Regions from separate parts of the Mus musculus genome. Here regions 2 and 3 are each linked to region 1. The links are chromatin loops, found by intact Hi-C in ENCODE. Cell type or tissue: heart. All regions are shown on one strand. Each heading gives the region's core, and the rest is flanking DNA. Links, peaks and the distances in the headings are about the cores only. Region 1 has its middle 20 kb from the start of Gm46963. Region 2 has its middle 11 kb from the start of Asprv1. Region 3 overlaps C87436 (expressed sequence C87436).

Region 1 (10,683 bases), core at 1,816-9,815:
GGGGAAGGAGAAAAGAGAAGAGGAACTTGGCTGGCCAGGAAGACAGGAGTGTGTGTGTGTGGGGGGGGGGCTTTCTCCCAGTCTTCCTCCCTCTCTCTGGGGAGGCCTTTGAGCTGGACTTTTCCTTCTTTTTAAAGACAGGATCTCACTATGTAGCCCTGGAATTGCTACCTAGACCAGGCTGGCCTTGAACTCACAAAGATCCACCTGTCTCTGGCTCCTGAGTGCTGGAATGAAAGGTGTGTCACCATCTGAGGAGGGCTAGAGCTCTAAGTGAGGGTGCAAAAGTGAGGGGGAGAGAAAGCAGCAGAATGGCCACTGTGTGAGGAGGTAGAAGGTTTTTATTGTAGGTAAGAGAGGGTGCAGAGGGGGAGGAAAGCTAGAGACATCTGCAAGTGGCCAGAGCAGAGAGGGAAAAGCAGTCAGAGAGAGAGAGAGAGAGAGAGAGAGAGAGAGAGAGAGAGAGAGAGAGAGAGAGAGAATGAAGAATGGAGCTGGGATGGGGGTGGGGCGGGGAGGGCCAGGAAGCTAGTGTGGACTGTGCAAAGCATAACAAGTGCTTGTGAACAGGGCCTGGAGGAGTCTGTAGGCTTGGAGCGACCCACCATAACCCAATTCGAGCTGAGCCAAGACTGTCATTTTGAGACATAGGCACTGCTTTTTGGAGTTTGGGTATTGGAGTTTCTTTGGGCCTTTTGTGGATGACCCATTCAAAGCTGGCCAGGGTTTTCATAGGGGGCTCAGAAGGCTGGAATATAGGTCAGAGGTGGGGAGGAAAAGGGAGTGGGGCTGGGGTGGGTTGGTGTCAGGTAATGGCGAGAGACTTGTGGGAATTCTCTCCAGCTCCTGGTGTGTTGACCGTTGGGTAATGCCACCTAAGGAACCTGGAGAGACAGGGAGGACTGTAATTATGAAAAGAATGGCCCCGGTGGGCTGAGGAGAGGTAGAGATGGGGTCCAAGGGAGACCAAAGGAGAGCCTTGGCGTCGCCTCGGCACGCCATACTTTACAAGCCAGTTCTCCTCACTTGGTTGGACTGCTTCACCATAGATCTATGGCAGTGTCCCAGGGTTGCGGGTTCTGCAGGACCACCCAGGCTAGGGGATGAGCCCGTCAGGGAGCAGTTGCAGGTCACTGTTGACTCCTGGGTGGTGTCTGTCAGCCAAGTGGACATCGGCTGGAGTGGAGTTAGATTGGGGACGGAAGGTATTAGCCCGGCCGCTGTCTGAAATCTGCACCGAACTCCTCATTCCAGAAAAAGCAGCTAACATGTGTCCGGACAGCTGGGGGAGACTCGGGCCTCTGAGGCACAGCAAGGACAAAGCCTGAGACATTATCAACACGAAGAAGTATGAGATGAGACAGAAGTGTCCTGGAGGAAAGAGATCAAAAGCGAGGAGGAGCTTGGGGGCCCAGAAGCGGGAGCAGGATCAGATTTCTCCTGTGTCCGTCCATGGCTGGATCGGTGGAGATTGCGTGGAGATGTTTGCAGCTCATCCAGAGCACGTTTAATCTATATTTAGAAAACAACCAAAAGGAATTTAAAAGTTGAGCCTGTGACTAAAATTTTTAGCCCGTGACTATGATAATTTTTTTAAAAAAGGTTTAGTAGCCAGTGGTAATTATAACTGCTACCAAGGCCTAATAACTTATCAGTTCAACTTTGAACTCTGAAGTCTTAGTGTTGTGTGTGGTCTATAAATCTCATTTTTCACATGCCTTAAATCACTTCCTCAGAACTTTACAACTTAGGTTCACACACCTTAAATTATGTCCTTAGACCTTTACAAGTTACATATATTTTTTTTTAAAGATTTATTTATTGTTATATGTAAGTACACTGTAGCTGTCCTCAGACACACCAGGAGAGAGCGTCAGATCTCATTATGGATGGTTGTGAGCCACCATGTGGTTGCTGGGATTTGAACTCAGGCCCTCTGGAAGAGCAGTCAGTGCTCTTAACCGCTGAGCCATCTCACCAGCCCAAGTCGCATACACTTTAAACTTCTTTTTTAATCTGGAAATATCTGATCATTTCCATGAGACAGAAGAGCTAGATTACTGGGCGCAGTCACTGGAGGGCAACTTCTTTTAGATAAAGGGACAGTGACAAAGCTGTGGTCAGCAGCAACAGCAGCAGCAGGATAGCTTCAGTTGGCTTTTACACTGAAACCTGTTTTGTCAGTTTCTCTTTTTCTGCAAGAGGCTTGTTACTCTAGGAAAACCACACCTGGCCTTTACATGTGAAACTAATTCAGGCTGGCTGCTAATTGAGTTTCAGTTTTAAAACCCTTATTTTTTTTTAAATTTAATTAAAATATTTTATTCATTTATTTTGTCAGTATAAGAGGACAATTTGCAGAAATGGGTTCTCTCCTTCCACCATGTGGACCCTGGGCTTGGTCACTGGGCTTGGTGGCAGGCACCTTTATACCAGGTGAGCCACTTCTCTGGCTCCTAAAGCCCTTTTTATTAAAGAGACTTAGGTAACTAAACTATTATTATTATTAATTTATTTTTATTTTATGTGCACTGGTATTTTGTCAGCATGTAAGTCTGTGTGAAGGTGTCAGACTTTAGAGAGATAAAGAAATCACTTAAACTGACCAGGGCCAGTTGTGCTGCTGAAGGTGGGAGCTCCGTCATTCACTGTTGGGGTTCCTTTACCTTCATGGGTGCCGGTGAGAAGACTCAAGACTGCTTCTTGATGCTGTCAAGGGTAGACTCTAACATGGATGGGCCACAGCGGCCTGACTCCATCCAGGCAGGAGGATGAAGAGCAGCCAGTTCGGGATCCCATGAGGGGACTCTGCTTTTCCGAGGGGAGGAGAGAGCCCTGCTTGCCACGTGGTCTGAGGTGTTTGAGCAGAGGTTGAAGGGACCACACCATGTGTAATAAAGCCCCTTTGTTTCTGTACTGCCCCAGGGAATGCGTCTTTCTTTCTTTCTTTCTTTCTTTCTTTCTTTCTTTCTTTCTTTCTTTCTTTCTTTCTTTTTTTATTAAATTGGATATTTTATTTGTTTACATTTCAAATGTTTCCCAGTTTCCCCTGGTATCTATTGTTGTTTTGAGACAGGGTTTCTCTGTGTAGCCTTGCCTATCTTAGAACTCCCTCTGTAGACCAGGCTGGGCTTGAACTCAGAGAGAGCTGCCTACTGTTACCTCCAAAGTGCTGGGATTAAAGGTATGGGCCATTATTTCCTAGCTATCTATCTGTTTTTTTATTTATGTGAATGTCTGCCTCTGTAGAGCCCAAAAGAGGGTGTCAGGACCCCTAGTGCTAGAATTACAGGCTGTTATAAACTGCCTAACATGGGTGCTGAGGACCACATGTGGGTCCTTTGGAAAAGCAGCAAGTGCTCTGAACTACTGAGCCAGCTCTCCAGCCCCAAGCACATGATATTTTGTGTGAGTTTGTGTGTGTGTGTGTGTGTGTGTGTGTGTGTGTGTTATTTTTGATAAAGCATGAAGAGAGCTGAATCCCAGTCTGGGGCTGCTTAGTGCAGAGGGGAGAGATCACTCTTATGAAGTGAGCTAGGCAGTCAGAACTCCAGCAGGAGCCATTGGGACTTCTCATGCACTTGGGATAAGGGGTCATCAGCTTTAAGAACATGCCCAAGGACATGCCTGCAGCTCACACCCGATTGCTGCCATCCTAGTGTTCAGATGTATAGTCAGGTTTCCCTGCTAACAATCCTTTCTGACCAAAGAAAGCCAGTTCTAGTTCAGATGCCACACAGAAAGGTCTTGGTCACACCCTTCCATCCCTGTGAGTTACACAGAAGCCCAGGATGCTGGCCAAAGACCCAGAGTGGCAGCCTTCCCAGCTACGGCCCTCGGGGTGAAGGGGTGAGAAGAGCAGTAAGTTCTTGGGACTTGAAGACTAAGGAGACATCACTGCTCCTGTGAGTGCAGTAAAGCAAGGGGCAAGCCTGGGCCACACTTGACAAGTATTCTTAGGGAAAAAGACCTGGTTAATGGAGAATTTTAAAAAATTAAATGTATATGTTTCTTTTGTGTTTGTGTGTATCTGTGTTGGGGTATACACATGCCACAGTATGCTTGTGGTAGAGGCCAGAGGACATTTGGGGGTCAGTTCTCTCCTTTACTACGGGGATCAAACTCAGGTCACCAAGCTTGGTGCCAAGTGCCTTTACCTACTGAGCCATCTTGCTAAGCCTCCGGTGTCACTTCCTGTGACTGTTACTCCAGGCTCTGAGAGCTATAAGACCCGTAGGCTTTGGCTTTTTGGTGTACTTCCTCCTGTCATAGTTAAAGAACTCTGTTTCTCATTTGAGGACCAGTCTCAGGGAAGGTCTTGGTGGCCTTTTTTTTTTTTTTTTTTTTTGAGACAGGGTCTATTTACATAGCCTTGGCTGGCCTAGAACTGGCCGTGTAAGTCCAAGCTAGCCCCAAACTCAGACTCACAGAGATCTATCAGCCCTGGGTACCGGAATTAAAAGCAGGTGCCACCACACCCAGTTTCCATTTTATTTGAAGAACATGTGACCCGTCAGTTGGAGCGTAGTGGCTGGGGAGTCAGAGCTTTCTGGGTCTTGGTTATAACTACTGAGAAATATTCCCTATTTCTTAAGGTGGAGTATAAGGTCCATAGTAGATGGCCGTCTCTGCACCAAGATGTCCAAGATGAAACAGACACAGAGGGAGGTTGGGCTGAGAGAGGGATCTAGATGCCGATTGCTGTCTGCTGAGCGCCTGAGGTGGGCCCAGCTGCCTTCCCTTTTTTTCCTTATGACCATTTGATTTGGATTTTCATCAGCCAGAAATGTTCATGTATAAATTGTACACAGTCCTCGCTGGGCTGGGCTGCAGCCTTCTCAGCAGGTCTTTTTGGCTTAGAGTGCTGTCATTTAGACACACGGGCAGAGCCTAGGGAATCTGCATATGGAAAGCCCTGGAAAGGTTAAGTACAGGAGTCAAGGAAGCAGGAAGTGGGAGGACCCTGAACGCCTGAGAATGACCTCTGACCCCTCAGCTTTGCCTGCCCCTGCTGTATGCCCTCAGCAGCTCCTTGTCACCACCGATCCCGTATGATGGTATTGTAGCAGACTTTTCTCTCTGTTCTCTCCCAACACCCCCAGTGTGTGACACTCCGCAGATTTGATTAAATGAGTTATTACAGATTAGACTGCCCTGCCCCTCTGGATTCACAAGGTTAGGACGGGGCCAAGATTGGCAAATTCAGGGAGAGAGGCTGTCCCCTCTGTGCCTCCTGCAGTGCCACGCTGCCAACATGCACTCACTGCCAATGAGCACAGAACGCCTCCTCTGTCTAGTGGGCCGCAAAACGCTTAACCAGCTGAGTGGTGTTCCAGACTAGCATCTTCAGAGCTTTGCAGGGGGCGGGGGTGCTCTTTGTGCCCACAACGCAGCTTCCTGGCTCTGTGTCCATTCTCCCGATCCTGCAGGAATGTTTCAGAAGCTGTTAGAGGACAGGAATTAGTGTTTGGAAAGGTTGGTTCATGGCTCTGGAGACTCCATTAGGAAGAAAATCAAGTATACGGGTGTCTGGGCAAGGCGCCCCTTCAGCACCTTCGGTTAGAGTCTGAGCCCATTTCAATACCTCCTCCTCCCGGCCAGGCTGCCGGGGCTCCCTTCCCCCAGAGCTGCAGTTCCTGCAAGGCCGTGGGGGAGGGATTTCCCAGGGCCCGTATGACTCCTCTGGCAGTTGGCAGAGGTTTTTGTGCTGGCCAGTCCTTCCTGTCACGAACTCCAGGGATTTTCTGCCGTTGCCAGTCGTGCTTCGAGTCAGCGATTACAGGGTGGATTATGTAATGGTTGGCTGTTAAAAATAGAAAGGACCACGGTTTGCATCTATTTTAATCAAATCAAAACAGCCAAGGGAGGGAAGGGAGATGGGGGAAGGCAAAGATCATGTGACAGGAGGACGTGGATTGTGTCACGTGACAGACTAACAGCACAGGATTGCTATGCCTCTGTTCTGCCTGCATCATCTGCCAAAAATCCCTTCGGAGGATCCCTGGTTGCCTGTGGGTATCCCCTAGCTCCGACCAGCAGAATGTCATGAGTTGGAAGGCCTCCTATTAACGCTTGGCCTGTGTTTGGATTCTGTCCTTTTCAGTCAGCGGGTTTGTCTTATTGCAGTAGAGTCAGGAACTGGCTGATGGGGTCTTTGGCACCCCACATCTCTATCTGTCCTGCCACACAGCCACCCCTACCTCAGATAACTAACTCTTTGATGTAATTTTAAAAGATGCCACCGGTAAAATGAACCAATTCAAGCCATATTTTTTTTTTTAATTCCCCCCCCCCCCATTCATTGGGAAGCTGCTCTTGTATTTACTGGCCCCAAGGACCAAGGCAAGAAAGTTGACATGGAAAGGGAGAGAGAAAGGAGAGGAGAGAGGGGAAGAGAGCGAAAGAGTGTACACACAGAGAGAAGGAGAAGAGATGCCCAAATGTCTGGATTATATAGGGAAGGGCCTCTGGGTAAAGGGCAGCCCAGCCCCTGGGCTGGAAAGTTCAGGGTTGGGAGCAGGTTGTGCCACGTAGGGACTGAGGGATGCTGGGAGAACCTGGAGGCCAGGTCTGCTTTGCTGTGTAAAATATGCACCTCAGCCCCCGGTCCTGGGTCTAAATCTAAAGATCCCAGCCTTTTGTTAATAATAAATGACTAATGGGGCAATGTGATGTCTATGACTCCTTCCTGCTGACAATGGGGTGTCTTTGGGGGCGGGGCAAAAAGCTGGACGTCCAGGAAGCATGTCCAGGCTGTGGGAGCATCAGGGGTTAGGGGTGTGCAGGCCCAGTTGAAGCATCCTTTGAGGTTGGCCAGAGCCCTTGTGGGTAACTGCTTTGGAGCTGTCCTGACGCAGGCTCTGAGTCTGAGAAGCAGCTGGACTTGGCAGAATGCTGGAACAAATAAGTTTGTTAGAGCAGAAGATAAAGTTACGGAGTTAGGGAGAAAACTTTTTCTGTGGGTGTACATTTGAATCTCTTTGACCTATGATCTTGGGAGTTGGAGGAGGAGGATGGGTGGGTCCCAGGATCAGGGAAAGAGGAATAGATCCCACCCTCAGGAATAGGCAGGTGGGAGGGAAACAGGCTGTTGATTGACAGTATTTATCTGTAGTCTGACCTGTGAGAGGCAGAGAGAATCATTCTACGTTTACAACAGCAGCACGGCGAGGGGAAGAGAACGGAAACATTTTCCTTCCTCCCGTGTCCCTTAACTCACTCTTGTCACCATCTAAGGTTTTCATGTCCTTAACCTTCATAACCTCAAAATCTTACCAACCTCAAAACACCTTCTTAGACCCCCAAACATTTTCTTAGAAACTTTCATACCCTTAGATTTTACGTAAACTTCAAACTTTTCGCCTTTTCTTACCTACCCATCATGAGGCACAGGTGGCTGATCATGGGAGCAGATGTTGTAAAGTGAGTTCCTTTAGATAAAGTTACTTCTTTCACCAGTTTAGCCCTCAAGCCTCTCAGAGACCAGAGAAGGATATACTGTGATCTAAATTGCCTATGAGAGCACAGCTTCAAGACAGAAGCCCCTAACCCTGCCATATCCCCCCTCCACTCCCTTACCCTTGGGATTGCCACCCCAAAGTCCCTGACACAGGGGTCCCAGGACCACCTCCAGTCTGTTCTTGTGCGACTACAGATGGCAGCAGCCCTTTCCGTTCCTTGCTGCACATTAAGGATATTGATGGTTTTCCAAAGTAGCAGTTCTCAGTCTGTGGGTCATGGCCCCTTTGGGGGCTAAAGGACTCTTTCACAGGGTCAACTATGTCCATCAGAAAACACAGATATTTACAATTCATAACAGTAGCAAAATTAGTTATGAAGTAGCTGCAAGATAATTTTATGGTCGGGGTTTACCACAACTCGAGGAACTGTATTAAAGGGTCCTAAAGCCTTAGGAAGGTTGACAACCATGGATCTAGAGGGACACTTTAAGTGCCAGGTAGGTGTAGCAGGGTGGATCCTTTTGGAAGGGGGACTTTGGAGGGCTTGTCTGAGTATCTCAACCAAAGCAGGCCTTTCTGTGCCACCAGGAGAGGCCCCCAGGGATGGGAGCTTTGAACTCATTAGGTGACTATGGTTCTTGAGTCTGTCTGGAGCCCACACAGAGTGATTCTCACCATGGGGATTAGAGTTGCTCTGAAGAACATGGACGCCAAGCAGGTTTGCTGAGGTTAGAGAGAGACTGAAGGTCTGGGCACTCTGTATCTGTGCCATCACAGCCATGCTCGGCGCTTTTGTCCTTGGTGACATTCGAACAGCTTTGGGGACCTGCTTCTGCATCATCGGTCACTGTCCCGGGTCTTGAGCAGCCTTTGCGATCCTTGTAGGTGTTTACTTTTCTGACATCTCACTTTTAGCCACGCTGTCACCAAAGGCTCACTCTGTGAAGACTCAACAGACATCTGGTGAGACCAGATTTTAAGTCTTGGAGTTTGTGTGTGTGTGTGTTTGTTTTGAGACAGAGTTTCAAAAACCATGTACCTTGAATCTCTTGGATGATGGGATTCTAGACATCCAAGAGATGAGTCTGGGGAATGACCAAGATATGCCATAGGTAGGCATCAGGACTCCACCTGTGTGCTGCAATTCCTCCAGCTGAAGTGTGTGGAGGGAGTGAGGAGAGGGCAGGACTCAGGGAGAGGTGGCTCACCTAGAGCCACACTGTCTTCAAGTGGAAGGTGGGTGTTTCAGGGAGCTGGTGCAGAGGGGATGAGGAGAGGGGAGGGAGGGGAGAGAGGGTCAGCGAGGAAGACCACAGTGGGCAGTGCTTCTTTATTGCTCTCCAGTCTCTTACTAACATAACGACAGCCAACCCTAAAGAGCATCAGAAAGAGGGAAAATCTACGTGGCATATACACATAAGAAACAATGTTATTAGCAGATAAGTGAATGAGTCTTCTAATACATGATCTCTAGGCTAGAGAGGAGAAAAAAAGGCTTGAAGAGGTCTTAGTCCTGATGCCCTGCAGAGGGACCCCTGGGCACAGTTAGAAGGCCCTCTTCCGCTCATCCTCTTCTGTACAGGTGTGAACTAATGCTTCCCCCATCAGGCAAGGTTCCTGCCCCACCTCACTGCCGTGTCACGTGTCACGACAGATACCAAGTGTGAGGTGATAAGACGCCTGACCTCCTACTCAGGCCTCCCCTGCCTTTCCCTCAGCTGGCAGCTGGCGGGGGGGGGGGGGGGGGGGCTACCTTACCAGGCGTAGGCCTTGGGAGTCTCTCTGTGCCTTCTGCCTCACCTCTTTCTCATGTGTGTTTCTGTTTTCTGTGAGTGGTGAATGGGAGGAGAGATGTGCTGGAAATACCCAAGAACCTGGGACAGGAAAGGAAGTCTCTTTCAGTGGCGTCAAATGTCTGGTTGCAGGACCACTCTTCATCGTCTCAGTCTACACTGCCTTTAGTTTTATTGGGGTATAATCGACATACAGCAAACACTGTATACTTACTGTGTGCACCCACAGTTTGGAGCCGTGCATGTCCTGTCCTGCTGTCTCCACAGCCTGTCTAAAGATACCATATGTGAACACAGAAGTGGATGCTCACAGTCAGCTAATGGATGGATCACAGGACTCCCAATGGAGGAGCTAGAGAAAGAACCCAAGGAGCTAAAGGGATCTGCAACCCTACAGGTGGAACAACATTATGAACTAACCAGTACCCCGAAGCTCTTGACTCTAGCTGCATATGTATCAAAAGATGGCCTAGTCGGCCATCACTGGAAAGAGAGGCCCATTGGACACGCAAACTTTATATGCCCCAGTACAGGGGAACGCCAGGGCCAAAAAGGGGGAGTGGGTGGGTAGGGGAGTGGGGGTGGGTGGGTATGGGGGACTTTTGGTATAGCATTGGAAATGTAAATGAGCTAAATACCTAATAAAAAATGGAAAAGGAAAAAAAAAAGATACCATATGTGCTCAGCACACCACAAGACGCCAAGTTCTCTCTGTTTGGTGGGTCACAAACTTCAGGTGACAGGCATCCTCTTTCTGTATTTTAAAGTGCACAATACTGTCCCGTTAGGTCTAGGTATTTGTCCAGTGGCAGAGTTTTAGAGCTTACCTTGCATACAGACCAGGTTCCTTATCTCCTGTACATCTGAAGGGGATGAACTCAAGGCGCATACAGAAGGATGTAAGACAGCTTAGCAGGTAAAGATGCTTGCCTGCAAGACTGGTGACAACTGGAGTTTGATTCTCAGGACCCATGCAAAGGTAGAAGTAGAGAACCAACTCCACAGAGTTGTCATGTGACATACCATGGCAATGCCCTCTGTCCTAGTTAGGGGACTCTTACTGCGATGAAACATCATTACCAAGAACAACATGGAGGGAAGAGAGACTTTATTTCACTTTACAATTCCATATAATAGTTTATCCTCTGGATAAACTCAAGCTCGGCAGGAACCTGGAGGCAGGAGCTGACACAGAGGCCATGGAGGGGTGCTGCTTACTGGCTTGCTCTTCATGCTTGCTCAGCCTGCTTTCTTATAAAACCCCTCATACTGTACTCTGGCTACTTTGTGGGTTCTTCTTTCTTCTACCCTTCTCCATCCCCTTTCCACCCTTTCAACCACTTAACACTAAGTAGTAGAGAAAGAATAGGAAGAAAAGGCGTCGATGTGTCGTCACATTATTTCCTGCTGATTACAGGTGTCGAGTTCTT
Region 2 (10,683 bases), core at 1,410-9,409, 54 kb after region 1:
TGTTGGTAACACAGCTATAATCCTACATGGTGAGGCAGGGGCAGGAGGATGTCTTTGTGGTCAGCTGGGACTACATAGCAAGACTTTTTTTTTTTTTTTTAAATAAAAAGGCAAGCAGTTGTCCCAGAGTTACCATGAGAGTCTCTGTGTGGGCTTGCCCATTTTGCATAGTACTAGTTATACAGTGTCTTAGTTAGGGTTTACTGCTGTGAACAGACACCATGACCAAGCTAAGTCTTGTAAAGGACAACATTTAATTGGGGCTGGCCTTACAGATTCAGGGGTTCAGTCCGTCATTATCAAGTGGGAGTCAGGCATGATGCAGGCAGAGCTGAGAGTTCTACATCTTCATTTGAAGGCTGCTAGCAGAATACTTGCTTCAAGGCAGCTAGGAGTAGGGTCTTAAAGTCCATGCCCACAGTGACACACCGATTCCAATAAAGCCACACCCCCAAATAGTACCACTCCCTGGGCCAAGCATATACAAATAATCACATACACATATACCCTTGCCCACAGCCCTCTGCTCTTCTGTCATTTTCTTTCAGATGCTGGCCAGAGCACGCTTTCTATAACGTGACCTCCATGCCAGCTTAACTCCCAAACACAGCCTTTCCTTTTTCCTCTCTCCATCTCTCTTCTCAGGTCAGCTGCTGAGACATACGATTTGCCTGCTTTGGAGTGGTTTTTCTTTTAAACATTAATAAAATTGTCTGAGAGCTTCAAACAGTACAAAAAAGTACATACACAAACAACAATGACAAGAAAGGTCCTGGAGATGTGGCTCAGTTGGTAGCATTCTCGTCTAGCACGCACAAAGCTCTGGGTTCGATCTCCAGCACTGCCTAACAGAGGACAAGGCAGGGTACTTCTATAATCCTAACACTTAGTAGGTAGAAGTAGGAGGGTCAGAAGTTCAAGGTCATCGTCTATATGTTAGTGAGTTCAAGGTTAGCCTTTGATATATGAGACACTGCTTCAAAAACAAAAATCAGAGTCCTTATTTTTCAGTACAAGGTGTTCCAGGTTCTGTCCTTGCCTAGCATATTTTTTTCCGAAAAGGCTTTGCTCCTTCCTTAGGGTCTGGTATTCAGACGCCAGAATCTAGGATCACTTCCTCTTTGCCTTACACACTAACCCTAGGTTTTCTTAGTGGTCAAAGCCAAAGAAAAACATATAACTCACATAGCATATTTATTGATTAGGAATTATTATGATTAGCCAAGCCCATCTTTAATCCCAGCACTCAGGAGGCAGAGGCAGGTAGATCTCTGAGTTTAAGGGCAGCCTGGTCTACAATGTGAGTTCCAGAACAGCTAAGGCTACACAGAGAAACACTCTTTCAAAAGAAAAAAAAAAACCAGAAAGAACATCTCCTCCAAATGTGTAGGAGGGCTGGGTCCAGCCCCTGCATGCTCTGGTTGGTGGCTCAGGCTCTGTGAGCTGCCATGGACCCAGGTTAGTTGACTCCATAGGTCTTCTTGTGGTGTCCTTGATGCCCCAGCCTGCTCAATGCTATGCCCAACTCTTCCACAAGACTCCCCAAGCTCCATCTGATGTCTGCCTGTGGGTGTCTGCATCTCGGTTTTCATGTGGATCCCCTAACAATTGGAGGGGAAGCTGTCTCTGTTGCGTGCCATTGGATCCCCTTCCCCAACTGGACTGCGTCACCAGGGAAGTGGGAGAGGATGTGCTTAGTCCTGCTGTGACTGGATGTCCCAGGGTGGGGTGGTACCCAAGGGGGACCTCCCTTTCTCTGAGGAGAAGGAGGGGGTAATGGGGGGGATTTGTAAGGGTGGGACTGGGAGGAGAGGAGGGAGTGGGGTTTGTGATCAGGATGTAATAAATAAATAAATAAACAAGAAAACAAAAAATATTATTAACTGTGTGTATTTGTGTCTTCATGTGGGCATGTGCACAAATGTATATATTCCCAAGGAGGCAGAAGAGGGTATTCGATCCCCCAGAGAGCTCCTATTGGTTAAAAGCCACCTGTCACAAGTGCTGGGAACTGAACCAGGGTCCTTTGCAAGAGCAGCAAGTTGTGCTGACCATTGAGCCACTGTTCTAGCCCCTCCCACGGTATAGTTCTGTATTTCTTTCTGTATCTATCAGGACTATGGGTTCCCATTGACCCAGTGCAGTTATCTCCAGTGTCGTCCATCTTTCTAACTCTTTCCTTTCTGTCTTTGTAAATTCTTCTGCTCACAGGGAGGGACCAGGTTCCAGGTTAATCTGCTCAACTCTGAAATACTGACAGGAGTTTCCAGATTGCTCGCCTCAGTCTATGAAAAACCGACCCAGAAGCAATTAATTTCACTTCCTTGGTGCCTCAGGGCATGGGTGGCCCTGGGCAGCAAACCCAAGGTGGGGTGACAAACTCTGAATGCAGTCACGAGACAGGAGCTTGGCCTCACGTGCACAGAGCTTGCTTCAGGGCCAACTCCCAGAGGTCCCTTATCAGAAGCCTGAGACTACTGGAGCCAGACCAAAGGGCACAAGTGCTTCTCCTCCCAGTGGGTGCTCCAGAGAGTGACCTGGCCTGGCCTGGCTGGTCCCCTGCCACCACAGAGATGGCAGAATCAGGCAAATCCACTGGTGCCAAGCAGCCTTGGGTTAGACCTTCCTGGCCAGATTTTGAGGGGGCCACTGTGACTGTCACTCATTTAATCTGCCCTCAGGGAGTTGGGTCAGAGGGGAAGCAGCAGGCCTTGTGAGACTCCCCATGTTTGTGTGGGAGTTGGGGACCAGCAAGGGCCACATTGCCTGCCTGCGGCTCCTTAGAATAGACTTTTACAAGGACCAGCCAGGTTTCGACCAACTGAGAGGTGTGAGAGGTTACTGGAGGAGGGCAGAGACCAGTGAGGCGGGCCTCCTGTGTCCTTTGAGGACATTCCAGGTGGCCGTGGAGGTAGACAACATTCAAACAAAACCGGTGTTGTAAATCATTTCAGATTTTTTTTTGGCATAAATAAAAACAGAGCTCATACCATAAGTGCAGATGTCAGCAGTAAGTGACCCAGGAAGTAGTAAGATGGGTAGGGTAGGGGAAGGGATGAAGAAGAGAGCTAGAACACTGAGATGAGGGGGGCAAAGGTCCTGCCCTCAGCCTCGAGTTTATTCGAGAGGGGAAGGAAAGTGACTTTATCTTAAAGCCAGCACTGGCTTTTGGCACAATAGATAAAGAACCCATCAAGGCCCTGCTGCTGCCCCACTGAAGAATCATCAAACAAGGGCAGAGGCAGCATTAGCTCGTCATCTTTGCTATCCCATTCCACTGTACAGTCCAGACACTCAGGAAAGACTAGACAAGGCCTGATGGAGGAGGTCATCTGCTTGGGCAGATAGTCTGTTGGGAGAGACAGGATAATGAAAGAAGCTATTTGATGAGGGAAACCTTCTCAGGGGTGGCTGTCTGATGAGGAGGCTGTCTGATGAGAAGGCTTCTGATAGGAATGGCAGTCTGATGGAAGAGGCTTCTGATGGGGGAGGCTGTCTGATGGGGGAGGCTGTCTGATGGGGGAGGCTGTCTGATGGAGACTGTGCTGGCCCAGGTTCAGGCTGAAAGGCTGGCAGGCAGTGGGCAGAACTGTTGTGGAAGAGCACTCAGGGGGCCATTTACAGGTGGCGAGGTCCTGGCAATGGTGGCTCCTAACCACAGCAGTGGATATGCTGGCTGGAGAATGTTTCTATTCTCACAAAAACATCTCCAGAGATGTTTTACACACACACACACACACACACACACACACACACACACACACACACACACCAACAACTGGGGAAACTAATACAGCAGGGGCTATTGTGATTGGTATTGCTCAGATGTGAAGGACCCCACAGCCTTCAAGCCAGTCAGCTGGACACGTGGACAGTGAGAGTAAAGAGGCAAGAGCTCAGGCCGCTTGCTTCAGGCCACAGACAGGCCTGGGCCAGTAAATCTCAGATGCATGTTAACTGTGGCTGGAAACATTTGCTTCTAATTAACTTATGAAAATAGAAAAAAAAATCCCAACAAACCAAACAAGCAGAGGAGACATAACTGGCTTTAAAAATCAACCCATAGGGGGAAAATCCCTAGTATTGTCCCCAAATTCCAAATCTTTTCCTTTAATGGCTTCTTTTTATTTCCATGTTAATTCTTTAAAGGTTTAAATTCTTTTTAGTGGGTTTTTTGTTGTTGTTTCTTTGTTTTCAATGATTGAAGCCATAAGTGCTCATCACAGGGAAACTAGAAAAAACCGAGCCAGTCCAAAAAAAAAAAAAAGGAAAAAAAAAAAAAAGAAGAAGAAAAAGAAAAAAAAGAAATAAAAAGAAGCATTAAGAAAAAAATTCCTAAAAAAAAAAAATTCCTAGCATTTGGAGGCTGTGGCAGGAGGATAGCTATGAATCTATTGCTAGCCTGACCGTCAGAGTGAGACCCTGTCTCAAATAAATAAAAGCAATGGGTAAGCTTGTGAGGAGCCGTGTATCCATGCACCCTCTGTAGGTCAGACATGGCAATTCCCCTTCTCCTCTGTAAACATTGTCTGTCTGTTCATTTGGTCTGTCTTTTCTTTCCTTCTTTCTAGATAGGGTCTCACTATGTAACTCAGGCTGTCCTGGAACTTACTACTGTATAGACCAGGCTGGCCTTAACTCCCAATTCTTCTGCTTTGGTGATAGGATTGCAACACACCCAGTCAGCCTGCCTACCTGCTTTCCCTTCCTCCTTCCCCTCTCCCTCTGTTTTTCCCTCCTTCCCCCCTCTATTTCTCCCTCCCTCCCTCCCTCCCTCCCTTCTTTTCTTCCTCCCACCCTCCCTTCTTTTCTTCCTCCCTCCCTCCCTTCTTTTTCTTCCTCCCTCCCTTCTTTTCTCTCTCCTTCCCTCTCTCTCTCCTTCCCTCCCTCTCTCCCTCCCTCCCTCCCTCCCTCCCTCTCTTCCTTCCTCTTCCCCTCCCTCCCTCCCTTCCTTCCTCTTCCCCTCCCTCCCTCCCTCCCTCCCTTCCTCCCTCTCTCCCTCCCTCCCTCTACTTCCCTCCTCCCTCCCCTCTTTGTTCTGTTCTTCTTCATAAAAAACACTATGTCGCTTTCTGTTTTTGAAGCTCACCCCTTAACCCACCCTCCCGTTGGGGACACTTAGGTGGTTTCCACTACTTTGCTGTTTCAGACCAGTGAGAAGGATTGTGTCCCCAACCACCTGTGACACAGACAAAGCTCACGTGCTAAGTGGAAGGAGCTAGACACAGTGGACACAGTGACTCCACTTACACAATTTCCCAAAAGAATTATGCAAAATTAAACCACAGTGCATAGAGCTGCAACCTCAGGAGGCAAAACAGCGAGGCAAGAAATGATAGCCGCTCTCTGGTGAGCCTGCGTGTCCTGCAGGCTGGTGGGAGTTCTCGTGGGCAGGGCACTGACGGCCTCAGGAGGCTGCAGTCTCGGTTCTCCACACTGCTGTATCTTCCTTTATGTATGCACGCGGCATCACACTAAATGTTAACTTTTAGATCTGCACCCTCCCCACCGCCCAGCTGTCCTCAGACTTTTGGGCCACTCTCCTGCCTCAGCTTCCTGAGTTCTGGGATCCCAGGTATGCACCATGCCAAGCAAGTATTTACTTTTTAGTAAAAGCCTCACTCTCATTGTTTGGGTCACATGGTCATGGAGACTATGGCCTATCTCAGGGCTGAGCCTGAGGTCTCTTCTGAGGGCAGTGTTGCCGGGCACGGCCTGGGCACCAGGCTTTGTTCTGGGTGCTGGGCAGAGCCTCTGGGGCATCCCTTCTGTGATCAGAGCCTTGCTGGAATAGTCCCTTGAGAAAAACGCAAGCTGCCCTGTGAAGATAAGAGAGAAGCATGACTCAGAGTATGGGGAGAGCAGACAGAGTGATGGGCAGGCCAGGAAGACCGTGAGTTGACAATTGTACTGGCATTCAAATAAAATGAGGGAGGAGAGGAGGCGGCTGTGCAAAGGTCCTGTGGTGAGGCTCGCTGGAAATTCCAGGAAGAGGATGGAGAGGGGACGAAGGGGCCTGGAAGAAGTGTGGTGGCTACCTGCCTCTGAAGACACTGGCTGCTCTGCCAAGGGAACGACACTCTAAGCCTCTGGGAGGCTTAGAAATGGAGACAATAAGATCTGAGGCCTGGTCTGAAGAACCCCAGACAGTAGACAAGCCCAGGCAGAGTCAAGAGGCCAGCAAGAGGCTTCAGGAAAGATCATTTGGTCTTAAGCTGTGACTCGTAGCCTAGGGGCCAGGCTCATGGCCAGCACCCTCATGCCAGTCTCTTCCTATAGTCAAGGGCTCCACTCCTTCTCTCCCTGGAGATGGGCACTGAACTTGCAACACACAGCAGACTCTCTCTCTCTGTCTCTCTCTGTCTCTCTGTCTGTCTGTCTGTCTGTCTCTCTGTCTGTCTGTCTCTGTTTCTCTCTCTGTCTCTGTCTGTCTGTCTCTCTGTCTCTCTCTCTCTGTCTCTGTCTGTCTGTCTGTGCCTCTCTCTGTCTCTGTCTGTCTGTCTGTCTCTGTCTCTCTCTCTCTGTCTCTGCCTGTCTCTCTGTCTGTCTCTGCCTGTCTCTCTGTCTGTCTGTCTGTCTGTCTCTCTCTCTCTCTCTCTGTCTCTCCTCCCATATGCCACAGGGGTCTCCTCTGGTCTTGTCTAAGGTTCCCTCACTGTGTTCTGTCAAGAACTTTGTAAGAGGTTGGAGATGGTTCAGTTGCTAAAGTTCTTGTCTGCTATGTGAGCACTAGGGGGTAAGCTCAGATTCCCAGAACCCAGAAAACATTCAGGCAGCGTTAACACCCGCAGCGCAGGTGAGTCAGAGGCCAAGGGAACTCCCAGGGTTGCTGGCAAGCTAACCAAGCCAATGGGCGCGTGAGCTCCAGGTTCCTCGAGAAACCCTTTCACAGACATCAGAAAAGTATCTCTGGCCTCCAAGCACACGAGAACACACATGCATGCATAGTTGCAGACACACACATGTGAACATGTACACCGTCCTTACCCCCACACCCCTACCTCCCATGGTGGACAGCAATTGAAGACACCTGACGTGAACCTCTGGCTCCCCCGGGCACAGGTGTGCACACACAGTGAGAAAAGCATACAACCTTTGGCTCCTGGGGCTTTGGGGTTTTGGAGGTGTGACCTGGCCTCCCTGGGGTAGCTGATATGGGAAGGTGTACCCCGTTTCCAAGGTGATATTGATCATGGCAGGGCTGGAGCAGGAGCCCACTTGTGGCCTTTCCTGAAGATGCCTGCCTCCCAGGCAACGGACGTGAAGAAGTGTTGACACTGCCTTCTTTTCCCTCGCTATTTGAGATGTGCAGCCCAAGTTTGCCTTTAATTCATAATGTAGCTGAGGCTGGCCTTGAACTCCTGACGGTCCAGCTTCCACATCCCAAGTGCTGGGATTACAGGTGTATGCCACCACACATGCCTTGTAAGTGACTTTCTAACACTTCTAACAGCAGAGCCAAGGCTGGCTCTAAGACAGGACTCCACTGACTGGCCTGCAGCCCAGGGAGGCATCGTGCAGCTCCTGGGGTGGGGTGACGGGTTGTTCCTTTTTGCTTCTGACAAGTGGCTCTGTCTCTCTGGCCAACTTAGCCACATTCCTAGTCTCTCTGGGAATCCACCCTCCAGGACCCCCCAGGAACTCCCAGGACCCCCGGGAGCTCCCAGCCTTACTGCCGAACCAGAGTTTCTTTCCTGGGCAGCTCCCTTCCACAACTGAAACAAAGCAACAAAAGGTCTCACTCGCCAGACACGTGACCCCGACTGAGTCATGTTATCAGCGTCACAATCCTTAGCTTAGTAAAAAGAGAGAGACCACAGCTCTCTCGTTCACACAGCGATCCTTGGTCTCCACAAGGGTAGATCTAAAATAACTCAAAAATTACATATCTTGAGCCTGGTAAGCCTTTAACCCCAGCAGAAACAGGAAAGCAGAGACAGGCAGGTCTCTGTGAGGTTGAGGGCAACCAGGTCTGTATCCTGAGTTCCAAGACTATAGTGACATTCTGTCTGTCTCCAAAAACCTAATTAAATAAAAATAAATTTAAGCTGGGCAGTGGTGGCCTGCGCCTTTAATCCCAGCACATGGGAGGCAGAGGCAGACCGATTTCTGAGTTTGAGGCCAGCCTGGTCTACAGAGTGAGTTCCAGGACAGTCAGGAAACCCTGTCTCGAAAAACTGAAAACAAAAATTAAAATTAATATATTAAAATATATGTGTTATATTAATATATTAAATGGGAAAATTCAAAATAAGAATTAAGATCCGAGAAAAGATGGGGGGAAAGTATTCACATTACAGGGCCTCAGGCAATTCCTGAAGGACAGGTGTGCATCTGGCCAAGCAGGAGGAGAAAGATCTGCTTCCTGAATCAGCTTCTCACACCTCAGTCAGTTCTTCAGGGGACGCTCCAGCATTTCTACACAGAGTCCTGGCCCAACCCTGAGGGACCTGAGGGAAGGACCGAGAGAGCACCTTTCTCTTCTTCCTCAGGCTCTGGCCAGCTCACCTTTGTCCATAGCTGCTCCCTCTGGGTCCCATGATGATGTTCCCTCTCATCTCCGTTTGCACTTGGCTGAGCTAAGGCCTGCAGTTCTTCATCATCTCTGCCCCTGCAGCCGCACATCCCTGGGCTGAAGAGACTTCACTGAAAGTCCACCTAGAGATGCAGCCCGAGTAGGCGTTTCCTGAGACAGGGTGAGACAGGGCCCTGCTGGTGCAGTCGTCCAACCTGGGGCCACCCAGTGTGGGCTTCTGAGAAGGCCTTTGTCCTCACCCCACCACCAGTGTGCTACACTGCCTGGCTTCTGGTGGAGAGAGACTCCTTTTGCCTTTCTGAAAGTCTCAGAGGTGAGGTCTCACCTGACACCGTTCCCCTCCCCACAGCCAGTGCCCAAGGTCTGTCCCCAGTCACCCTCTCGTCCACTCCTTATCAGTTTAACCAACCATCTTCTGTTCACTGTCACCTAAATGGCAGAGTCACAATGGTGTATTTGAACACCCCTCCAACCCATACATACACACACACACACACACATACACATACACACACACACACACACACACACACACACGCACACACGCACCATATAATTTCCCCTCCATTCTATTTCTCACCCAGGTTTGACATAGTCCGTTTCTGAAAATTCAAGTGGGCTGGGGATGGCTTTGTGGGAGAGGGTTTGCTCAGCATGCGTGAGGCTCCAGGCTTAATTCTCTAGCACCTCAAATGAAAACAGCATATCCCTGAACCTGAAGTGGTGTACGTATGTGGCCACGTTCAGATTGTGCTTGGCCGGGGTCACATGGCTCACCTGCGTGGTACTGTCTGTCTGGAGGCTCAGAGATGAGGCCCTGGCCTACTTCAGCTTGCATAACCCAAGTGTCTGAAAAGAGCTGGCTATTACTCCCTCATTACAGTCGAGTCCAGCACTCAAGACTCCTGGCCCAGGTCCCCAGTGGGGAAGGCAGAGCAGGTCTTGGGGCCTGGAAGTCTGTGTACTTGACTGTCATACAGACCTGGTTTTTATGTCTGAGATCTAGGTCCTGAGGGTCTCTTGCTCCCTTGGCCTGTCTGATTGTATTGTGCCTGAGGTCAGATTGGCTCGATTCAGTGCAACACCCATCTTTCAGAATGGGACTATGGTGGAGGTGAGGTGACAGTCCCTCAGTGTCCCGCTTTTCCCCACATGAGCTTTCCAGCAGGCACGTGTTAAGACTCCCATCCACCTTGGCCTCTGTGCATGGCTGTGTTGTTCAGCCTGGGGTAGTGTCATACCTCAGACTGTCCCTTCCTAGTGTCCCTGACAGTTCACAGTCTCCATTGTCACCCTCCCCTCTGCACAAGGGGAGGTCACACACCCATCCAATCCATTTCTGTCCACAGCCCTGGTGAGGCCTTGGCTTCTGTGCTGGCTCTGGCCCTTTCGACTCTTTGGATTGGTCAGTCCAGGGACCACTTGCTCCCTGCTCTGTGTCTGCCAGGGGCCCTGCTCTGGGGAGCCTTCTACCAGTCTACCAGTCTGGTTCTCCTGTTCTCCCCGGGGGACAGAGCCAATGTGGCCAATATCTCAGGATTCTTTTCTCTTGGCTTCATGCACACCGTTCCTTCAAACTCAGCCAGTCATCTGCCTCAGTTTCCCCAATGACCACCCATGGAGCAGCAGAATCGTGGGTGGGCAGTGTGGATCGGCACCTGTTCACTCTGGGAGAGCCCACTGTGAACTCTTAGCTATTGGAGCAATAGACAAGGGACAGCCTTCCAGAAGTTTCCTCAGAAGGGCCACAGTGATATCTCAGAACAGACCAAGGTAGTGCTTGCGAATGGGGACTCTAAGGCCCGTGGAAGCTGATGGCAAAGCTGGTTTGAATAGACATGTGTTCCCCCTGCCCTGGGGTCCCATTGCCAGCAAGCCCTCGTAGGATCTTCTCAGATCAAGTTTTCATGGAGGGCAACACCAGCTCTTGGAAATCTCTGGGTTCTCTGCTTCATTTGTGGGAACCTGAGATAGAGAACAGCTTACCTTGTTCAAAGCCTGCAGAAGACAGATGCTGTCGAGGGACTTGCTGACAATGGACCCAGAGAGGGCGGGAGGGGGAGACACGTTAAGCTTCCACTTGTCATCACCCTTGCTGTGTATGTGGGGCAGATGTCTCTCACACCCTGGTCTTTATATCTGTGAAA
Region 3 (10,683 bases), core at 820-8,819, 110 kb before region 1:
TTATATATGATATAAGACACTTTTACTAAGTCAGATGAGGTGGGACTTGCTTTTAATCAGATGCATTCAGATGGCAGAGGCAGGCAGACTTGTGAGTTCCAGGCAACCAAGGTTACCAAAACCCTGTCTCAAAAATAAAACATGCTTCCTTGTGTTTTTGTTCCTGATAGGAAACACCATTAGGTTGTGTCCTCTTCAGCCAGTACTGCAGTGCATGGTGGGTGGGGTTTGGGCTGTACCATGGAACCTTGCAGATTTGACTTTATGTCTGTGTCACCCCTCTTGCCAATCTCCCTCCCCAGTGCTGCCTGCTGTCACTGGTTATGCTGCTCTGTATCAAAGCCAGCAGTGGGGGAGGGCTGTGCGTTTCACAGTGGGCATGTAGAGAGAGGTCAGAGGGCAATCTGTGGGAGTTGGTTCTCCTTGCACCATGAGGGTCAGGTCATTCGGCTTGGAAGCAAGTGCCTTTAACCTAGCCACCTCACTGGCCCCTGAAGTTCTCTTCTGAAGTTACAGCAGTGCCCTGTTCTTCCTTTCATTCCCCTACTTCTTTCCTTTTTCAACCCCATCAGGGCTACTTATTCTCTGGTTGGTACAGGTTCCACCCGGGCAGTTAATACCAGGCACTTGTTTCTAATTTACTTTCCTTGCATTTAATATATGTGGGGATGGGATAGAGAGTACTGTGGGACATGGGATAGAGAGTACTGTGGGACATGGGATAGAGAGTACTGTGGGACATGGATAGAGGACAGCTCACAAAAGTTGCTTCTCTCCTACCACCAAGGGCTCCCTGAAAGTGCCCTTAGCCCCTAAAGCACCTTGTTGGCCCTCTTCTGTTTGTTTCTTTTTCAGCATTGCTTGTGACAGGGTCTCACTGTGTAACCCTGGCCTAGAACTTGCTATGTAGGCCAGGCTAGCCTCCAGCTCACAGAGATTCACCTGCCTCGGCATCCAAAAAGTGCTGGATTACAGGCATGGGCTACTAAGCCCAGTCTTGGTTTCTTAGTTAAAGCTGAAGAGAATAAATGTTCTGCATTAGAATTTTGGAAAACCTCTGTTAAGAATGTGCAACAAGCGGGGCGTGGTGGCGCACCATGTGGTTGTTTCTATTCCTGAACAAACATCATGACCAAGAAGCAAGTTGGGGAGGAAAGGATTTATTCAGCTTATACTTCCATACTGCTGTTCATCACCACAGTAAATCAGGACTGGAACTCAAGCAGGTCAGGAAGCAGGAGCTGATGCAGAGGCCACGGTGGGATGTTACTTTCTGGATTGCTTCCCCTGGTTGCTCAGCTTGCTTTTTTATAGAACCCAGGACTACCAGCCCAGGGATGGCACCATCCACAATGGGCCCTTCCCCCTTGATCACTAATTGGGAAAATGCCTTACAGCCAGATCTTATGAGGCATTTCCTCAAGGGAGGCTCCTTTCTCGGTGATAACTCCAGCTTGTGTCAGGTTGACACACAAAACCAGCCAGTACAGGGGGTTTACAGAACTCAGATTCCAAGCATGTGGATTTCTATGTTCTTCTATAGCTGTCCTCACGCAAACTGCATCTTCCTGAGAGTTCTGACTTTGTTAGTCAGCTTCAACCATGCTTTTTCAGTCATCAGTTGAGCTTCCGGAATTTTCTATTTTCACTGACATTTAAGTGAAGTCCTAGCAGCTCTGTATCTTGAAATGGAAGCTGTAATGTCTGCCAAATGAGCCGGACAGTACCTTGACACACACAACTCTGCAGCCCCATGTCACAAACCTCAGGTTCATCTTGGGAGTGCTTCCTTCCTGACCACTGTGAGAAGGGAATAGCTGACAGAGTGAAGGGATGGGGCTAAGAAAGGCCGCCTGTTTGGGAATAAAATCAAGAGTAAAGACTATATATGCATTACTGTCAGGGTATTTTGTCTTTCTTTCTCTTTGTTTTGCATTTTTGTTTGTTTGGTTTTGGTTTTTCTGTTGTTTGTTTGTTTGTTTGTTTCAAGACAGGGTTTCTCTGTGTAACCCTGGCTGTCCTGGAACTCACTTTGTAGACCAGGCTGGCCTCGAACTCAGAAATCCTCCTGCCTCTGCCTCCCAAGTGCTGGAATTAAAGGCATGCGTCACCACCGCCCGGCTTGTTTTACATTTAGTTGTGTTTAAAGGGTGGTTTGTATTTCTGTGTGCTCAGTTGCCATCAATGGTTCCCTGGGAGCTGGAGCTGTTAAGTGGTTGAGAGCCACTGAAGCTGCTGGGAAACAGGTCCTACAGAAGCAGCAGACACTGCTCATCAGTCACTCAGCCAGCTCTCCAGCCCCTAGGTGACTTTTTTTTAAAAAAGCTTTTTCTCCTGAAAGACTTCCTTTTAAAAAAAGATTTATTTGTTTGTTTGTTTAATGCATATGAGTACACTGTAGCTGTCTTCAGTCATAAGAGAAGAGGGCATCAGATCCCATTACAGATGAATGTGAGCCACCATGTGGTTGCTGGGATTTGAACTCAGAACCTCTGAAAGAACAGCCAGTGCTCTTAACCACTGAGCCTTCTTCTCTCCAGGCCCCAAGACTTCCTTTTTATTTTTTGTTTTGTTTGTTTGGGTTTTGTTTGCCTTTGCAGAATGGACTTGAACCCTCAGTCCACCTCCAGATCGCAGGAGCTGGGTACCCTGGCATATGCAGTGCCCAGCTAAACTCTCCATTTTATCTGGCAAAGGGCAGTCATTTCATTTCAAATCCAGCTGTGAGTCTAGCCTTCAACACCAGTAAAACCTGAATTGTTCTTAACTCTGTTGTCATAGTAAAGGAGTTGTGTGTGCCACAGCATGAATGCGTAGCTCGGAGGACAACTGGGAGGTGGATCTTTCTGGCCAACCTTCTGTAGGTTCAGGAGATTTTACTCAGGTCTCCAGGCTTGTGTTCCCAGTGCCTTTACATTGAACCATCTTGCCAGCCACATCTAGAGTTATTATCTACTACACAGTAAATATGAGTACATCCTGAGCTCCAGTGAAGACCCTGTCTAAAAAACCATAAAAGCCAAAACAAAGAAGGGAATAAGTTGACTCATACTAACCGGCCTCCCCCTTTCACTCTGTAGGTAACACTTCCCCAGATCAAAAGGAGCCAACGCCCTTTATCATTGAGTGGATCCCAGATATCCTCCCACAGTCCAAGATTGGTGAGCTTCGAATCAAGTTTGAGTATGGTCACCACCGGAATGGACATGTGGCTGACTACCAGGACCCAAGGCCACCCATGGACCAACCTTTGGAGCTGGCCCCTCTGACTACTATCACTTTCCCTTGAGGCAAATCAAGAGTATTTTGCAGAGTTTGCACATCCCAATCCCTGAGGACTATAAATCCTAGTAGCACTTATACGATCCCTGCTAACGAACCACACTTGGCTAAGATGCAGTTACTCAGCCCATCCATGTGTGTTCTGTAGAAGAAACTCTTGTAAATAGCCTTGTGTGTACAGTCTTCATACAAGTCGGGCACTTATTTCTGACCAGAGTTTTAGAAGAAACAACAAAAATCCAGCTCACTGGCTTCTCATGGATTCACCTGCAGCTTGTTTTTCTGTAATTCTCCAAAAGTCACAGCACTGGATCTTAGCCAACAGTGTTGGAAAGTTAACGATGCCCTGGGCCGAGCAGGGTCCTCTCTCTCTGCCCAAGAGCTCCAATCACTCTTTATTCTGATAACAAAATAAAGTACAGTGTCACTAGTTTTTCCAAATGGTGCCATTGATGTCATGATTTTACAATTAGAACCTGTGGGAGAATTTATCTTGTCAACAGGAAAGTAGGCAGTGCCAGGGGATCAGCAACACATATTCACCACCACCTCCACCCACCCACCCCACACAACAAGGTTTCTCTGTGTAGCCCTGGCTGTCCTGGAACTCAGTAGACCAGGCTGGCCTAGAACTCAAGAAATTCATCTGCCTCTACCTCCCAAGTTCTGGGATTAAAGGCATTTTTAAATTTATTGTTATTATTTTATCATTATTATTATTCAAAATTAAGAGCAGCTGAGCACTCGGGAGGCAGAGGCAGACAGATCTCTGAGTTTGAGGCCAGCCTGATCTATACAGTGAGTTCTAGGACAGCAAGAACTACAAAGTGAGAACCTGTTTTTTTTTTTTGTTTTTTAAAAGCAGCTGATAAAATTCAAAAGTTCTAGGTTCACTCATCCTAGAACTAAGATGGTGGAGGAAGTGAAGATTTGCCTTCTAGGAGAGGAGGAAGCATTTTCTACACACCTGCCATGACTTCCCTTTACACTATCATGCCAGTCAGTTTTCCCACTGAGTCTTCATTTTTCCCTGGGTTCTAGGAATTACTCTTCCTGAAGTCTCACTGGGGCTACAGATTGAGTTCTACACAGTACTAAAATTATGTTTAGTTTACTTCTACGTATATATTCTTTCAACTTGAAATACATTGGTTTGATATGCAGGGGTTTTTTTTCTCTCTCTCTCATGCTTTGCCAACATGTATATATGAACACATGGGTGCCTGGTGCCTTGGGAAATCAGGAAAGGTTGTTGGAGCGCCTGCAACTGAAGTTAGGGAGGATTGTGAACCATCATGTAGGTGCTGGGAACCTAGGTCCCCTGGAAGAGCAGCCAATACTCCTAACTGCTGTACCATCTATCTCTCCAGCCCCTTGATAGGAATGTCTTATAACTGATAACTCTGTTTTAATTGTAAATGACGAAACACCCAGCTCCAACCTGCTTGGAGGGGGGGGGGGGTGCCTTGTGTTTACAGTAAAGGCTGGACAAGCACCTTGTGGAAATGGGGTGTGGCCAGGCCATACAAGCCCTTGGGACAGTTCTAGCCAACTGTCCATTCAGTTGGGGCTTAACTTGGGGCAGGCCTGTGACTTTGATATTACCATTTTCACGGTAGGGCTTGATGCACAGTAATCTGTCAAACCAGTACTTATAGGACTCACTCTGGGATCTTGTTGAAATGTATATTCTAGCTGGTCACTATGGTGCACACCTTCAAGGGCAACCTTGTCTACATAGAACCAGGTCAGCCAAGGTGAGACCCCGTGTCAACAAAAGTGTCTATCTGAATTGTAAGCTTTAAGGCAAGGTCCAAGACCTGCATTTCTAGGAAGCACCCTGACACTGTACGAAGTGCTATGTGAAAAACTGCCTTTCAAATAACAAGGTTGGTTCCCAAAAGGATTTGTGACTTCCTTCCTGCCTTCCCTTCTACGGCTTGGTGTGGGTCCAGCAGCTATGGCTGAGGCCTGGACTGCGCTCCTGAATGACTCGGGATACTCGGGATACTCTGGACTAGTTCGTAAACTCCACGTCTGCATAATGACACAGAGCATCACATGCGATCTGCTGATGTGGCTGAAGATGGTGCTTTCTGGCCCATCCTGAGACACAATTTCGGTTAATGACAAGGGCAGAGAATGAGTATGATCCTCAAACTTCCCATGACCCGCAGCGCGACCAAGCAGCCAGGCAGTTTCAGGAGACCAAGTAGAGCAAGTAAAGAAGCCACGTTTCTGCCCACACCGGTAGAGGGGAGAAGCCGGAACAGCACGCGGTCACGTGGCCCCGCGAGGTGACGTCACCACGCTGCCGCCGCACGTCGCTTCCAGCCACACCGCCACTGTTCTTCCGCCAGGCGGCGCCGCAGGTTGGTCACGCGCTTTGTGCACAGCCGCGCTGGCGCTCCGGACACGTCACCACCTTCGCGTCCTTTCTGGAGAGCGCGGGAAGGAGGGCGCTGCGGGTGGTGACGTCACCGGGGTTCCCTGCGAGCTCGCGTGGGCGGGGCTGGGGACGTGGCGACCGCCGAGTGTCGAGCTGGAGGGGAGGAGACAAGGGAGACGAGGGGGATGGGTAGGGGAGAAGGGCCGAAGGGAGTAGGAAGGGGTGGAAGATGTAAAAGAGGTGGGGGGTAGAGGAAAGTGGCTGAAGATGGGAAGGGGGTGCGGAGAGGGGGTAGGGGAGAGCCGGGAAGGAAGGAAGTGTGGAGACGAGGGGAAGGCCGGAAGAGTTGGGGGAGGGGATTGTTTAAGGGGAGAGGCGAGAAGGAGGGGTGGGAGAGAAAGGAGGAGATAGTAGGAGGGACTTAGAAAGCCTGCCCTCCTTTCCCCTCCAACGCACCTTACACTAGCACAGCTCTTGAGGCCTCCAAGGTGTCTGTGGCTCCTTCCCGCAGTAGACCTTCCTCCAGGGCAGCCACGTTCTGCCTCCTTTAACCACCATCAATCACCTCAGGAACAAAAGGAATGGTACCTCAAAAGACTTGGTAGTCCCTAACCTTAACCAAACCCGGGAAGGTTTTGTGTTCTGTTCCCTGACTGTTAATAGAAGATTTTCCTCTTTACCGCCCCAGTAAGCCTCGAGCCCTCTGGGTGGCAAAGGGGTTAGAAATGGGACCTGCTTCAGAACTCAAGGTGGGTACCAGAGTTTACCCGAACACCAGTCTAATTCTTTGTCACTGGCGGCACAGCACTGACGAGTGACCTTGAGGTACCCTTTTGCCCCACAGTCCCTGACTTCCAGAAAGAATGGAATAAGAAGCTGAGGTCTGGGAACCATCATCTGAGCTGAGAAAAATGGATTCCCTGTCCCCTTAGTAGGGACAGAGTTGAACTATGGCTACTTCTCCAGCTCTTATTAGGGTTTGGGCCTTGTGCAGAGTGAGTATCCAGCTCCTCCTGGAGGGTGTAAGGGATGCTGCGGCCGCCCGGCCTGCCTGCCTGCCCGCCATGGTCTCCTTTGGTCACTCCTGTCCTGTTTATTAGGACAAGGCTACCTTGGGCTTCAGATGAAAGACAGCATTTGAGGTATAATAAAAAGTAAGAACCCAGAGGGGAAGCAGTCCTTCCTTCATGGCCTTCAGCAGGGTGGGCTAATAATAGAAGGACTCTGTATTAGCGTATTTATCGGGGTCTAGCAGTAGTCACCCCTTCTGGACCTGTTATTCCTACAAACCCACAATGCCTGTTCTCCATGCTCTGAGCACAGCATCCTGTACATAGGTCTTACTAGAGAAGGCTACAGGCTGGAAGTTGAGTTGACACACAGCTTTTTAGCCCTAATTGTCTGGTCTTTTAAGATAGGGTCTCACTATATAGCCTAAGCTAGCCTCACTCTTGGGATGCCTGAGCCTTCTAGGACTGGAATTACAGGTATGCACTGTCCTGATCTCCCCTCTGGTCAAGATAATGGAAGAAGTGTGGGGGCAGACAGTTGAATGTGTGGGTGTTTTGTAGTAGTTCTTTGGAGCCCAAGTTTTTTAAGTAGATGCTTTTTTTGCTTTTTGTTTGTTTGTTGTTGTTGTTGGGGTTTTTTTTTTTGGGGGGGGGGTCAAGGCAGTCTGTGTAACCCTGGGTATCTATAGACCAGGCTGGCCTGGAACTCAGAAATCCGCCTGCCTCTGCCTCCCAAGTGCTGGGATTAAAGGCGTGCGCCACCACGGCCCTGCAAGTAGATGCTTCTTGACAGGCAGCTTCTGTCTCATGTCCAGAGACTTTCTGAGCCTAGTTGATAGAACCTGTGTAGATAGAACAAGACCTTTCCTCCTGCCTTGGCTGGAAAAGCAATGGTTCCTATCCTGAGTCAGCCATCGTGCTGTTGGGACCTGTAGGCACAGGCCCTTGGGAACAGACTGCTAAGGGTTTGAGCAGGACCTGAGTCTAATCATGTGTGTCAGGAACTGCCTTGGAGAGCTGGGGATGCAGCTTAGCTGGGGGAAAGCTTGCCCAATATGCTCAACGCCTTGGGTTCCATCCCCAACATCATAGAAACTGTGTGGTGCCTCCTGCATGTAATCCCAACATTCAGGAGATAGAGGTAAGAGCATCAAACTCTTCAAGGTCTGACCAAGCCAGCTCTGTCAGTCAACAGTGTCTCAAGGGAGGGAAGGAGGATTGAAAAGAAAGAGACAGACAGACAGCTTTATAACATGACTCCAGCCAGTGCTGAGGCGTTTATACCATTCTAGGTACTTGCAGAGAATAGGGTCAGTTCTTAGATCAAAGACAAGGGAACCAAACAAGATAAACAAAGCCCCTTGGTCACTGTTTCCAGGGGCTTATCAGGGTGAACAAAATCAAAGGAATCCCACACTTTCCTTGGCTGAGTTTACCTTGAGCTTTGCATCAGCCCAAATGTGAATTCTTATCTGAGCCTACTTCCTTGAACCCAGTGACAAATACTTGCCAAATTTCTATGAGTGGCCCCAAGAGCTCTCCACATAGGTCTGTCCCAGCTACTTAGGCACTTCAGAACCAGCCTGTGCTACTGGGAACCCTGGTGTAGAAAAAAAAAAAAAAAAGTCTGGAGAGCTGACTCAGCAGTTAGTAATATCTGCAACTCTTTACAGGACCTGAGTGCAGTTCCCAGCACCCATATGGTGACTAACAACCATCTGCTTCACCCTGACATTACAGGTATAAGGAGCATGCATGGTACACAGATACAAATGCAAGCAAAACTTCATACAACACTTTACAAATATTAAAAAAAGAACCATGAAGACCTAAAGGGAGTTTGGTCATCCTAAGAATTGAAGTAAGTGCTGCCTGGGCCTAACCAGCTCTTTCTGGGGAACTTGAATTTGATGATCTCCTTGGCTTGGTGGCTCCTGTGGCAGGAGAGAGGAGCTCCGGTCCACTGTCCTCAGTATGTTAGCAACAGCCAGTGTTTAGTTTACAGACTCTCAGCTCTGTGAACTGCCTAAGTAGATACTTTCTCACCTTGGACCAGCATGAAAGTATTTCAGCCATATTGGGCCCTTCAGATCAGCTCTGGCTGGGCAGCTGTGGGAAAGGACAGAGAGGGAAAGCAGGAAGCCTCCCTCCCAGTGCAAGGCAACCAGCATCTACTGCCGGCCTCTGTAGCTACGTTCAGGAACATGATATCAGCACAAAGCAGAGAGTAGGGAATTCTAGATGAAGGGTCAGGCCGACTTCTCTGGGTCAGGGAGGGAAAGCTGGCTGGGGGTGGGGAGGTGTTGCAGACGAGCACAGTACCTTGAGGTGGAGAGGAACCTTTACCACCACACTGGGAAAGTTGCCATTGGAACTGATACAGGCCTGGGGTCATCTGAGCTCTCAGCCGCCAAGTCCATGGAAAAACACGGCTGTAGTGGGAGAGGGAACATGGCCCTCACTGAGTACTTGTGCAGCCTTCACTGTCAGGCCCTGGGCTGGACATCGGCTACAGCAACGAAAGCTTTGTTCCCAAAATGTTTCTATCCTTGTGAGGAGAAACCGGACACAGAATATGAGAATGAGATGCAGTATGTCAGACAGTGACAGGTGCTGTTGAGAAAGTCAAACAATGGAGCAGGAGGAGGTGGAGCTGGTTCCCTCCTTGCTGCTTTTAAAGCAGGATGTGGGCCTTCTTAGTGGGCAGGACTACACCAAAGGGCAGCACACCACAAGCCCTCAAGCTCTTGCCCAGGTAGCTGGGATTGGAGATCTGTTTGAGCCTACCAACTTCTCAGCCACCATGGTTTCATTTAAGCCCCTTATGACAGCTTATAACTGATCTCAGTGCTCTGGAGGCTGGGGCAGGAGACCCAGAGTTTGAGGTCAGCCTAGGCAACAGCAGAGCGGATAGGGATGTGACTCTGTTGGCAGTAGTGCTTGCTTTGCACATACAGTGCCCTAGGTTAGATTCCCTGCATCATCCATAAACTGTACATAGGAGCACACACTTTTAATCCCCACACTGAGAGGGATCAGTTCAAGGTCATCTTTAGCTTCACACATCCTTAGCTCAAGCTAGCTTAAAGCAAATTCATCAACATTTATAACCCCGATGCTTTGAAATAAGGATCTTCAAGCCAGCAGGAAACCTCTGCCTTTCTTTGCAATGCTAGAGAATGAATCCAGGGCCTTCTGCATGCTTTGTATATGGTCTACCATTCAGCTACCTCCCCAGCCCAGGATAGGGAGATTGAATATATGCGATACAACCATAGCCCCAAGCTCCTGGCTCTCAACTCAATATGGATAGATATGGTGACATATCCATGGACACACTATTTTCCAGTTCCTCAAAGGTACCCTGACTACAGCCTCAGGAAGTCAGGCAGGCATGGGTGTCCACTGGAAAGGGTCAGCTCCCATATACCTTAAGGCAGCTCCTATAAGCAGCAGGCTGTGTGCAGGACACACACTCGGCTCCTGTGACTCTATTTCATTTTTTCTATTTGGGGAGGATGGGGTGGGTTGGGGGCACAGTGGTCCTGGAACTCACACTGTAGACCAGGCTGGCCTCTAACTCTCAGGAATCAACCTGCCTCTGGAATGTTGCCATTAGAGGGGTATGCCACCACCGCTCAGCTTACTTCAAACGTTAAATGAATTTTGTTTGAGAAAATCTAGAAGTAAAGAAGTCCCAAGGCCTTCGTGTGTTGGGAGCTGACCATGTTTTCTCTAGAGATAAATTTATAAGGATGACTCACTGGGAGAAAAAATAAGCCATGATCTCCAGCTGGAACTCGATTCTCTGAAAGCTAGGTGTGGTGACAGGAAATGGAACGTCACCCTGAGTATAAACACAAGTTCCATGAAAATGTGTGTTACCTGTGGGCTGACAGAAGTGAGCAGAAGAGCTGAAGAAGCACCTTCTCACCTACTGGTCCTCCTCAGGGCATGGCAGTAGGAGCATGGAGGGAGGGATTGGCACTGAGAGGAACTCAT

Evidence for each region. A loop is a pair of places that touch in the nucleus more often than their neighbours do. Peaks named below come from ENCODE experiments on the same cell type or tissue, not always from the same donor. Only the 100,000 strongest peaks of a DNase experiment are listed, where the experiment ranks them.
Region 2: it touches region 1 in a loop (1.9-fold over the local background); 6 of 42 quality-filtered maps call a loop at or near these places.
Region 3: it touches region 1 in a loop (9-fold over the local background); 4 of 42 quality-filtered maps call a loop at or near these places.

Annotation. Positions count from the first base shown.
Region 1 is chr6:86,579,543-86,590,225 of GRCm38, forward strand. No RefSeq gene overlaps it. Among named protein-coding and RNA genes, the nearest start is that of Gm46963, 20 kb to the right of the region's middle. In heart, for the core only: a CTCF peak has its summit at 5,742; DNase peaks (open chromatin) are centred at 5,279, 5,829 and 6,749; H3K4me3 peaks cover 1,261 bases; H3K27ac peaks cover 2,354 bases.
Region 2 is chr6:86,634,158-86,644,840 of GRCm38, forward strand. No RefSeq gene overlaps it. Among named protein-coding and RNA genes, the nearest start is that of Asprv1, 11 kb to the left of the region's middle. In heart, for the core only: a CTCF peak has its summit at 4,481; a DNase peak (open chromatin) is centred at 2,504; H3K27ac peaks cover 2,512 bases.
Region 3 is chr6:86,466,666-86,477,348 of GRCm38, forward strand. C87436 (expressed sequence C87436) reads left to right here. Exons shown (of 10, transcript NM_001364557.1): 10 at 3,081-3,723. The coding sequence ends at 3,289. It overlaps A430078I02Rik (RIKEN cDNA A430078I02 gene), which reads right to left. Exons shown (of 3, transcript NR_131126.1): 2 at 6,128-6,236; 3 at 3,612-5,824. Among named protein-coding and RNA genes, the nearest start is that of A430078I02Rik, 8.8 kb to the right of the region's middle. In heart, for the core only: a CTCF peak has its summit at 6,680; DNase peaks (open chromatin) are centred at 4,896, 5,736, 6,686 and 7,596; H3K4me3 peaks cover 2,141 bases; H3K27ac peaks cover 3,609 bases.